Linked DNA regions of Homo sapiens: all the other regions are linked to region 1. A link is a contact called in ENCODE Hi-C or POLR2A ChIA-PET data. All regions are on one chromosome and are shown on one strand. Each heading gives the region's core, a stretch centred on a gene start or an enhancer-like site at or near the end of the contact. The rest is flanking DNA. Distances are from core to core; before and after follow the strand shown. Region 1 overlaps EML4 (EMAP like 4). Region 2 overlaps MTA3 (metastasis associated 1 family member 3). Region 3 holds the start of LINC02898 (long intergenic non-protein coding RNA 2898).

The links. A loop is a pair of places that touch in the nucleus more often than their neighbours do. ChIA-PET counts read pairs that join two places held with the same protein, here RNA polymerase II (POLR2A). Pooled maps may share reads with other maps.
Region 2: a map of B cell shows a loop between it and region 1 (10-fold over the local background). The contact joins two enhancer-like sites. A Hi-C loop is called at or near these places in 1 of 168 maps with a recorded cell type or tissue (B cell). POLR2A ChIA-PET finds 5 or more read pairs at or near these places in 1 of 52 experiments (activated T-cell).
Region 3: a pooled map shows a loop between it and region 1 (3-fold over the local background). The contact joins the promoter of LINC02898 here to the enhancer-like site in region 1. A Hi-C loop is called at or near these places in 3 of 37 single-sample maps with no recorded cell type and 4 of 50 pooled maps.

Annotation. Positions count from the first base shown.
Region 1 is chr2:42,255,357-42,258,442 of GRCh38, forward strand. EML4 (EMAP like 4) reads left to right here. Exons shown (of 23, transcript NM_019063.5): 3 at 1,145-1,274. Among named protein-coding and RNA genes, the nearest start is that of EML4-AS1, 87 kb to the left of the region's middle. Within about 2 kb of position 1,440, at least 5 of the 41 ENCODE cell types and tissues checked have a DNase peak (open chromatin) inside an H3K27ac peak, as active enhancers do; they include B cell, where a contact is called at or near this core.
Region 2 is chr2:42,598,296-42,601,381 of GRCh38, forward strand. The region is part of intron 3 of MTA3 (metastasis associated 1 family member 3); the gene reads left to right. All of the region lies in intron 2 of LOC105374555 (a long non-coding RNA gene), which reads right to left. Among named protein-coding and RNA genes, the nearest start is that of MTA3, 31 kb to the left of the region's middle. Within about 2 kb of position 1,481, at least 3 of the 41 ENCODE cell types and tissues checked have a DNase peak (open chromatin) inside an H3K27ac peak, as active enhancers do; they include B cell, where a contact is called at or near this core.
Region 3 is chr2:41,952,240-41,955,325 of GRCh38, forward strand. LINC02898 (long intergenic non-protein coding RNA 2898) reads right to left here and starts at 1,567. Exons shown (of 4, transcript NR_161189.1): 1 at 1,488-1,567; 2 at 749-1,069. It overlaps LOC124905996 (a long non-coding RNA gene), which reads left to right. Exons shown (of 3, transcript XR_007086296.1): 3 at 372-810. RefSeq lists an enhancer at 1,303-1,442.

The DNA of each region.
Region 1 (3,086 bases), core at 190-2,689:
TTACAGGCTGAGCCACCGCGCCCAGCCAATGGATACATGGTTTCTATTTGGGGTGATGAAAATGTTTTGGAACTTGGTAGTGGTGATGGTTGCACAACATTGTGAATATACTAATTGTCACTGAATTCTACATTTTTAAATGGTTAAAATGATAAATTTTAGGACTGTTTTACCACAGTTTTTAAAAAGCTACTGATATAACAATAAGTAACTTGTTTGACGTACTAGAACTAAATCTGATGACCAGTGATATTTGCATAATTTGAGGATTAATGTAACTTATATGTAAAAAAAAAATTTCTTAAGAGGTTTCAAAAAATAAATGCAGCAGGTCTCCTGCTTCCTGTCTTCTAATTCATTCAATCTAATGTAGGACTTACGAATCTATATTAAGGAAGCACGTTAGGTGATTATGACACAAATGACCTCCAACATCTTATTCTTGACAAAAATGCAGTGTTATACCACCATGTGTGGAACTTCCTAAGGTACTAGATATTACTTGTGTGCACGTGAGAAAACTGAGTCCAAAAATTAAAAAATAAAAATGTTCTCTATTCCCAAATCTTTACTTGACTCTTAGTATAGATAGGACTGTTTTATCTTATGATGTTGTGTCTTCTGACCACACTAATATACCAGTCACACATTTATTCCACTCCTTGTATATGTACTGTGTAAGTTAAAGGAGAGGTTAACTTTATATACTTATGCTTTATTTGTATGGAGTAACAGTCTAGAATTTAATATTTATGGTTTCTAGGATTTAAAATTTATGGTTTTAACAAGCTGTTTTTGAAGACTGATGGCATGGGATTTATGGATTACTTGAGGCACACATTTGAATCATGTGTTATAAGGCTGCTGTGTGTGGTAAAGCAAACCATTTAGCTAAGAGAACTAGCCCAACTGTGTTTTAGTAAATTAGTATGGCTTTCCTATAGGTCTGTTTCGATGGGATTAAGTCTTGAGACAGTATCATGTGCTGCATACCATGGGGGCATTCTGCTCAAGAGTTATAAACAATAATATACTTAATTTTTTTTCTACCACCCCCTCCTTCCAAATGGACTTAATTTTAAAATTTAGATCTTTAAGGAATATATTCAAATTTGATATAATTTTTTTCCTTAATTATCTTTAGGCCAACCAAGCCCTCGAGCAGTTATTCCCATGTCCTGTATAACCAATGGAAGTGGTGCAAACAGAAAACCAAGTCATACCAGTGCTGTCTCAATTGCAGGAAAAGAAACTCTTTCATCTGCTGCTAAAAGGTACCCATTTATGAAAGGGGGAAAAACTAACATTGCAGAATTGTCTGAATGTGGTAGAGATCTCCCTTTAGAAAGAATATGAAATAGAGCTGTTTGAATTCAAGTGAGCATGTCCTTTGAATTCTTAAACTGTGAAAGTAGAGACATTTAGCCTGTGCTCACTCAGCTTGCACTCATCATGCCTGTCAAGTTGTGTGAGGAAGCTTTCCGTTCTCACTAAAGAAAGAAAGCAGTTTCATTTCCTGGTTTTGTTTTGTTTCTTTGTAACAAGTATTTATTGAAAGCATCACTATATTTAAAGAAATTATATAACTGAATTTTCCATAGCAAGTGATATATTTGATACAGCATTTTTAAAGGCAAAACAGAATCTTCGATATATCTATGTTAGTGGGAGGTCAAATGCTATTATAACTTTTATTTTTTAACCATAACTATAAAATTAAGGCTTATTTCAAAAATATAGTACTATCTGGGGTGTGTGGGGGTGTATGTGTGTGTGTGTTAGGGGATGGTGGGCAGGAGGGCTGTGGAATTACAGCAATATAAGTTTCAGTGGATTACAGATTTGCATTCTTTATGTTCTTTTCATCAGTTAACTAATTTACTCCAATAAAAGTGCTCACAGGATTTTCCCCCTTTTGTAATTTCTAGCAAATTATTCGATGTAGAGTTTGGAGAGACCATAGGTGATCAGCTACAAAATCTTAAAACCGTTTTCTTCAAAGAATGAGTGAGGAAAAATCTTAAGTAATAAGATCATGTGTAACAATGTACTGATGGAAAATGCTTACCTCAATAAACTAATGCTAGTGACCGAATTATTCATTGGTGTGGATTCATAGATACTTAACCAAACAGTTGATGACAAGAATGTTGAAGAAATACCAAGATCTTCAGCCCTTTTAAAAATTCCGTCTAGAGGCCGGGCACGGTGGCTCATGCCTGTAATCCCAGCACTTTGGGAGGCTGAGGCGGGCGGATCACGAGGTCAGGAGATCGAGACCATCCTGGCTAACACGGTGAAACCCCGTCTCTACTAAAAAATACAAAAAAAATAGCCAGGCGTGGTGGCAGGTGTCTGTAGTCGCAGCTACTCAGGAGGCTGAGGCAGGAGAATGGCGTGAACCCAGGAGGGGGAGCTTGCAGTGAGCCACGATTGCGCCACTGTATCCCAGCCTGGGTGACAGAGCCAGACTCCGTCTCAAAAAAAAAAAAAAAAAATTCCTTCTGGAACTCAATCTTTGTCGTCGTCATTACAGAATCTAGACTTTCCCCTACAAAGGATGCTAAACTTTATTACCTGTACTCCACTTTGAGTAGAAAAAGGGAAACTAAGAAAATGTTAGAAAATTTTAGTACAATTTTAAATAAATTTCCGTGTTGTATCCAGTAGTGGTTCAGATTCAGCCCATTTTCTTACATAGCTATTGCACTGTTGCTTGTTGCTGTGTAGTGATCAGTATTATGCACATTAGTGATTCAACAATCCAAGGCCAGCTGAGTTTGTTAGTTTATGATCCAGGGTCCCTGTATTTTGCTTTTAAATAACCCAGAAGGAAAATGGCTCTTTTAGGTTGTACTGGGCCCACATAAAACTAGTGACCTCTGTAATCTTGTTGAAGAATCGCAAGGAAGAAGTAACTTCTGTTTTTTGTTTTTGTTTTTGAGAGAGTTGGACATATTGGAACTCAGTTTTTTAATTTCAGAGTTAATCTGATATTCTTGAAGTATAATTGTATTTCTTTTTTTATTTATTTTTTAAGATATATATATATATATTTTTTGAGATGTTGTTCTGCTCTTGTTGCC
Region 2 (3,086 bases), core at 231-2,730, 340 kb after region 1:
ACCTCGTGATCCACCCGCCTCGGCCTCCCAAAGTGCTGGGATTACAGGCGTGAGCCACCGCGCCTGGCCTTCACTACTTCTATTTCTAAATAGTGCTTTTACCTTAATATAGTGCCTCTATATTTAGGTAGTCCAAAGTATTTTTCATTTAGCATTCCAAATCACGGAATTTTAGACCTGTAAGGACCTTATACATAATCTGTTTAAACCCTCTGTATTTTTTGGTTGAGTCCTTGGTTAGGTCTAAGGTCACCTAACTGGATTAGTATCCTGTCCTCTAAATGCTTCTTTTGTATGTTTTATTTATCTCCTTAAAATTTATTTTGGATAAGATAAATATACTGCATTTTGTTATATGTTTGTATAATTTGGCATTATGGGGCAGATAAATTAACGTTGTTGAGCCTTAATTCATCTTTACAAGGGACTCATTAATACTTTCTACCTTATTACCCTTCCTGTGTTGAGGGTTTTTGTAGCGATTAAATGAATAAAAGCCCCTACAAATCATAAGACATGCAGAAAACAGTAGCTTTGACTGGGCCCCCTGGAGGACTTTCACATTAACACAGAAGCCTTGACATACATGGGAAGTGGGTACCACTGGAGGCTTTTCTAGAGTTGTGCTAGTGGCATGCATTTTCAGTTGTCCCTTCCAGCCAGGAAGTTGGAAAATGGTCATCTGAAGCCTTAGTTCACTCTGCCCCTTTCTTGACACCTAGGAATGTGGAGAATGGTTGTGGCTGCTCTCCTTTTTAACTTCGTTTGCTAGTGGTGACAGCTCAGGGCTCAGGACGGTGGCTAATGTCCCATATCCTTTCAGTGTACCTCATGCCAGTTCCTTTCCGCAAGTTTTTCCTGAGCCAGTGTTGCATCGTGTCCATGTTTATAAGACTTCTATGAGTCTTTAAAGCTGCACATGTTTTCATATTATGGGGATTTGTGCATCTTTCTAGCAACATTATAAAAATAGTTGGCTAGCCAAACTTGCTTTACATTTAATAGTAGTGGTACCGGGCGCGGCGGCTTATGCCTGTAATCCCAATCCCAGCACTTTGGGAGGCCGAGGCGGGTGGATCACAAGGTCAGGAGATCGAGACCATCCTAGCTAACACAGTGAAACCCCGTCTCTACTAAAAAAAATACAAAAATTAGCCGGGTGTGGTGGCGGGCGCCTCCAGCTACTCAGGAGGGTGAGGTAGGAGAATGGCGTGAAGCTGGGAGGTGGAGGTTGCAGTGAGCCGAGATTGCGCCACTGCACTCCAGCCCGGGCGACAGTGTGAGACTCCATCTCCAAAAAAAAAGAAAAGAGTAGTGGTAATTCATGTGGGTGAAACTGCAGTTCCTGACAGGAATTAATTTCATCATGGTAGAAAATTATTCAAGGTTAAGATGTTGTAAAGATATCCCTAAAGATAACAAAATAAAATATTTTATTTCCTGTTTTTGTTTAATTCTTTTTGTCATTAAGGTATAATATGGTTGACTCATTTGGTGGGTTTTTGTAGCTTAAGGAGTTTCATTTCTTCTTTTGTTTAGGTGGTTTTCAGACTACTCTGTTCTCTATACAGTTAGGGAAATGTTTTCCATTTCAAGACTTTTTAAAAAACTTGCTTATGGGCCAGGCATGGTGGCTCACGCTTGTAATCCCAGCACTTTGGGAGGCCGAGGCGGGCGGATCACGAGGTCAGGAGATTGAGACCATCCTGGCTAACACAGTGAAACCCTGTCTGTACTAAAAATACAAAAAAAATTAGCTGGGTGTGGCGGCACATTCCTGTAGTCCCAGCTACTCAGGAGGCTGAGGCAGGAGAATCGCTTGAACCCAGGAGGCAGAGGTTGTAGTGAGCCAAGGTCGCGCCACTGCACTCCAGCCTGGGCAACAGAGCGAGACTCTGTCTCAAAAAAAACAAAACAAAACAAAAAAACTTGCTTGTGGTTGTCTGTCTTTTCATATGAACAGCTGTAAAGGGGAAAGGGCAACAGGATTAGAAGAAATTTGTTAGTGAAGGGCTCCCAGAATGAAATGTACTATAGCAGATGGTTGCAGGAAGTGAAGTTATAATCCTTTACCCTCCAACTGATTCTTATTTCCATTTTGTCCATGGTAGACTATTAATTTTCTGACTTTTGGTTTCCAAACTGGTTAAAGGTTTGAAAAAGGTTACATCCTATAGTATATATGGCCCATGTTTCTTTTTATTAATTTTTTTTTTTTTTGCATCCCCTTTCCCATTCAGGCCCATGTTTCTTTGTTTTGTTTTGAGACCGAGTCTTGCTCTGTCACCCAGGCTGGAGTGCAGTGGTGTGATCTCCGCTCACTGCAACCTCTGCCTCCTGGGTTCAAGCGATTCTTGTGCCTCAGTCTCCTAGTAGCTAGGATTACAGGGATGCGCCACCACACCTGGCTGATTTTTGTATTTTTAATAGAGATGGGGTTTCGCCATGTTGGCCAGGGTGGTCTTGAACTCCGGACCTCAGCTGATCTGCCTGCCTTGGCCTCGCAAAGTTCTGGGATTACAGACGTAAGCCACTGTGATTAGCTCAATGGTTCATTTCTTTTACATCTTTTATTTGCTGAGTAGAGTTTGTCTCTGGATTTTTTTCTTTTTTCTTTTTTTCTCTTTTTGAGATGGAGTCATGTTCTGTCGCTTAGGCTTGAGTGCAGTAGCGTGTTCTTGGCTCACTGCAACCTCCGCCTCCCGGGTTCAGGTAATTCTCCTGCCTCAGCCTCCCGAGTAGCTGGGACTATAGGCATGCGCCTCCACGTCCGGCTAATTTTTGTATTTTTAGTAGAGACAGGGTTTCACCATGTTGTCCAGGATGGTCTCCATCTCTTGATCTCACGATCTACCCGCCTTGGCCTCCCAAAGTGCTGGGATTAAGGTGTGAGTCACCATCCCTGACCCATTTTTTATTATTATAAATCAACTTGAACTTTGTTCTGGGATGCATTTAAGTTACTTGGAAACAGCCTGATGTTTGGTTGTTGCATCTGTGATTTGTTAAGTGAGTGTGGAGCAGTGCTCAGCCTGGGGCTTAATTATTCCCTCTTACAGAGGCAAGACCTTTTTGTGTAGTCTATC
Region 3 (3,086 bases), core at 317-2,816, 300 kb before region 1:
TCCTCAAACCCTCCCCCAGTAGGGTACTTCTCCCCCAGAGGCATGGGGATCTGGCCACACTATAAGACAAACTTCTGGAAGTGGGGGCACATCAAGCGTCTGGGTGGTGCCAGTGCCTGGGCCTGAGCTAAAGTCTTCACCAGCCTGCCCCTTTTGGGGAAGCTTCTGACAATTTCGATTACCGAAATCTTCCTGCCTTTTGGGATAATACAGTCAAATGCTCCATTGAGACAGACTTCTGTATCTTTACAGGCCCTAGAATGAGACCAACCCAAGGCCCAGCATCTGCAGAATGTCCCGTGTAGAACCAGGAAGGAAAAACTAAACCACTCCTTTTCCCCTCTTCCCAACACACCCTTCTCTCCTCTCAGATCCTTGGAGTTCTCCGCACTCAGAACCTACAAGCTGCCCAGGGGTCTTCCAGACCAGCCCCAGTTGCTTCCAGCCTCCTTCCGCCAGCACATCTCTGCAGCCTTGGGCCACCGATCCTAAGCCAAAGCCTCCCCAACCTCTGGGCTCAGAAGCAGGTGTAATCCCAACTCCAGCAGGGAATTCCAGAGGTGAAGGTCACGGGAGCATCTTTAATCTTCGGTTCCCAGTAGAGAAGATACCCAAAGAGCAGGGAGCAGGAGCCAGCTCCAGGCTATACATTTGTTTATTCATCAATCATTCATTTATGCATTAATCATTCATTCCCCCCACCCATCAGTCATTCATCTGCTTATTTATTCATTCAATGTGTTTGTACCTTGTCCTTGCTTTGGTTACCGCAGATGTTGGTCCTCTCCTGCTTTGATCTGTCCCCTGTTTCTCTGGCAGCTGCACAGCAGAAGCCTTCTCATGTCCCTTGTTGGGTACTTGGCTGAGAGTGTGTCTCCCTCTCAGAGGTGCCTGAGGAAAATCAAAGGGACAGTGCAGAGCTGTCTGCTGCCTGCAAGTTCCCTTCCATTGCAAAATCCAGCCTTCTGGTCCGTAGGTCAGTGGGAGAGATTGGGAGGGGCTGCAGAGGGGTCTCCAGGCCCAATCGAGGAATAATGGTCTGGACATCCTCACCATGTGTGAGCTCTGGCTGTTTAAAAAATAAAAAAAATAAAAAAATAAATATACTGGTCCTTCTGGGAGAAAGGGGACTGCAGGAGACTCTAAGCCTCTGTGCCTGGTTCTGAGGCCTGAGCTCAGCACTTTGGCAGGCCCAGAGAACATGGTATGGGAAAACCTGGGGCTGGAGTTTCAGAGGCCTAAGCTGTGAGCCTTCTGACAGGTCTCCCACCTTCCATCCTTCCATCTACCTGACCCTGTAAAGTCTGTTCTCAGCCAGCAGCCAGAGATCCTTTAGTAAAAGACCACGTCCTGCCTGTGCTCAGAACCCTGCCCTGACTTTCAGTTCTCTCGGAGAAAAACCCAAGGCCCCACTTGATGGGGTCCCCCTCATCTCCCACTCACTCCCTCCATTCAGCCCCCACTGGCCCCATCCTTCCCGAACTCACCAGCCACACTCCAACCTTAGGGCTTTTGCTATAGTTGTTTCTTCTAGAACAGGCTTGACCTGGGTGACTTGCTTGAAAGTGACTCACTTTCTCACTTCCTTCAAGTCTTCGCTCAATTGAAACCTTCCCCATAAGCCTACCATGACCCATCCTATTTAAAACTGCAAAGCACACAGGCACGCGCGCACACACACACACACACACACACACACACACCACTCTCAACCCCCCTTCCTCTTTAGCACTCATCACCTTCTAACATAATACATAATTTACTTATTATTTTTACCATTTATTGTCTGTCTCTGCCTGCTCAAGTATAACTTCCAAAAGGGTAGGGGTCTTTGTATGTTTTCTTCCCTGATGTATCCCGAGGGTGGGCCATCCCATGGATGCCTGGTGTATAGCAGGAGCTAGTAAAACATTCCTTGGATGAAAGAATGAATGAGTGAATGGGCTGTAGGAAGCTCTGAGGATGAAGCTTGTGAAGCCACAGGCTGTGGAGTTTGGGGCTTCCTGGGGGTAGAATTTAGGAGGTCCACAGTGGCTTCTATCAGCTGTGCTGAGGAGAGAAGAGCCAGGCAAATTGCCCGCTGCCAGCCTTCTCGGGGAGGAAAGGTAGGCAGCAGCATCGGTGGGGATTGCGCTAACTCAAGGTGCCAGCTCCATGCTGCTCTGGGGCTGGCCAGCGCTCTGGATGTCATTAGCTGATTTGTTCTGCTCTGCAGAATGTACTTTTCATATTTAGGCAGAAAAAAACAGCTTTCGATCCTTGTGCCCTTTCTTCTGTGAGCTGTAGCACATGGCCTGCTAATTATGAATTAATCCTCTAAAGAGCATGTTCATTATTCTAATTTAATTGTGCTTCGTTTCAGAAAATAACTAAACCCAGCGTGGAATAAACTCCAATGCTGATCAGTTTTCAAGAAGTTAACATAAGACAAAATTCTGCTAGAGGGCAGCAGCAATTTGGAATCATTAAAGGGAACCCATGTAAATAATAAAAACAAAACTAAAATGCAGAATTAAATTAAGGAATAGGAAATTAAATTTGGGAATCTAATCTAAAATTGAGGCCTTATATGCACAGGCTTACCCTGGCTTGGCTCTTCGCTCAGGAGTGCTCAGGAGAGGAGGTTCTGCAGAGTTTCCCACGACCAGGGAAGCGGCAGTCCCTCCTGGGTGGCAGTTTGCTGTTCTGGGAAGAGAGATGTGGGCTGAAGTGGGAGAAAGGGGGCTTTCCTCCCACGGGGTCAACTGTGATGAAGATGAAAGCCACATTGTCACAGATGCATCTGGATAGCTCATCCTGAGCCCTGGTGACCGGTTCAGGAGAACTGCCTGCAGCCAAGAGTCCAAGCTGCCACTCACTAGGAGGAAGCACAGGAAATGAGGCAGATGGTGCTGGGTGGCTGCTGGCCTGAGATGCTGGGAGTGGTCAGCCCTGGGCAAAGAAGCCGCGCCAGCCCTCCTTCACCTTTGGGCCCTGGGCACCCTTCCACAGGTGACCCAGCTCAGGACAGAGGCTGAGGGAGTTTCCTCCTGCCCGGGCAGTGGCCCCTAAGCAGGGTCCTGGCCTCCCCACCATCACCGTGAGAG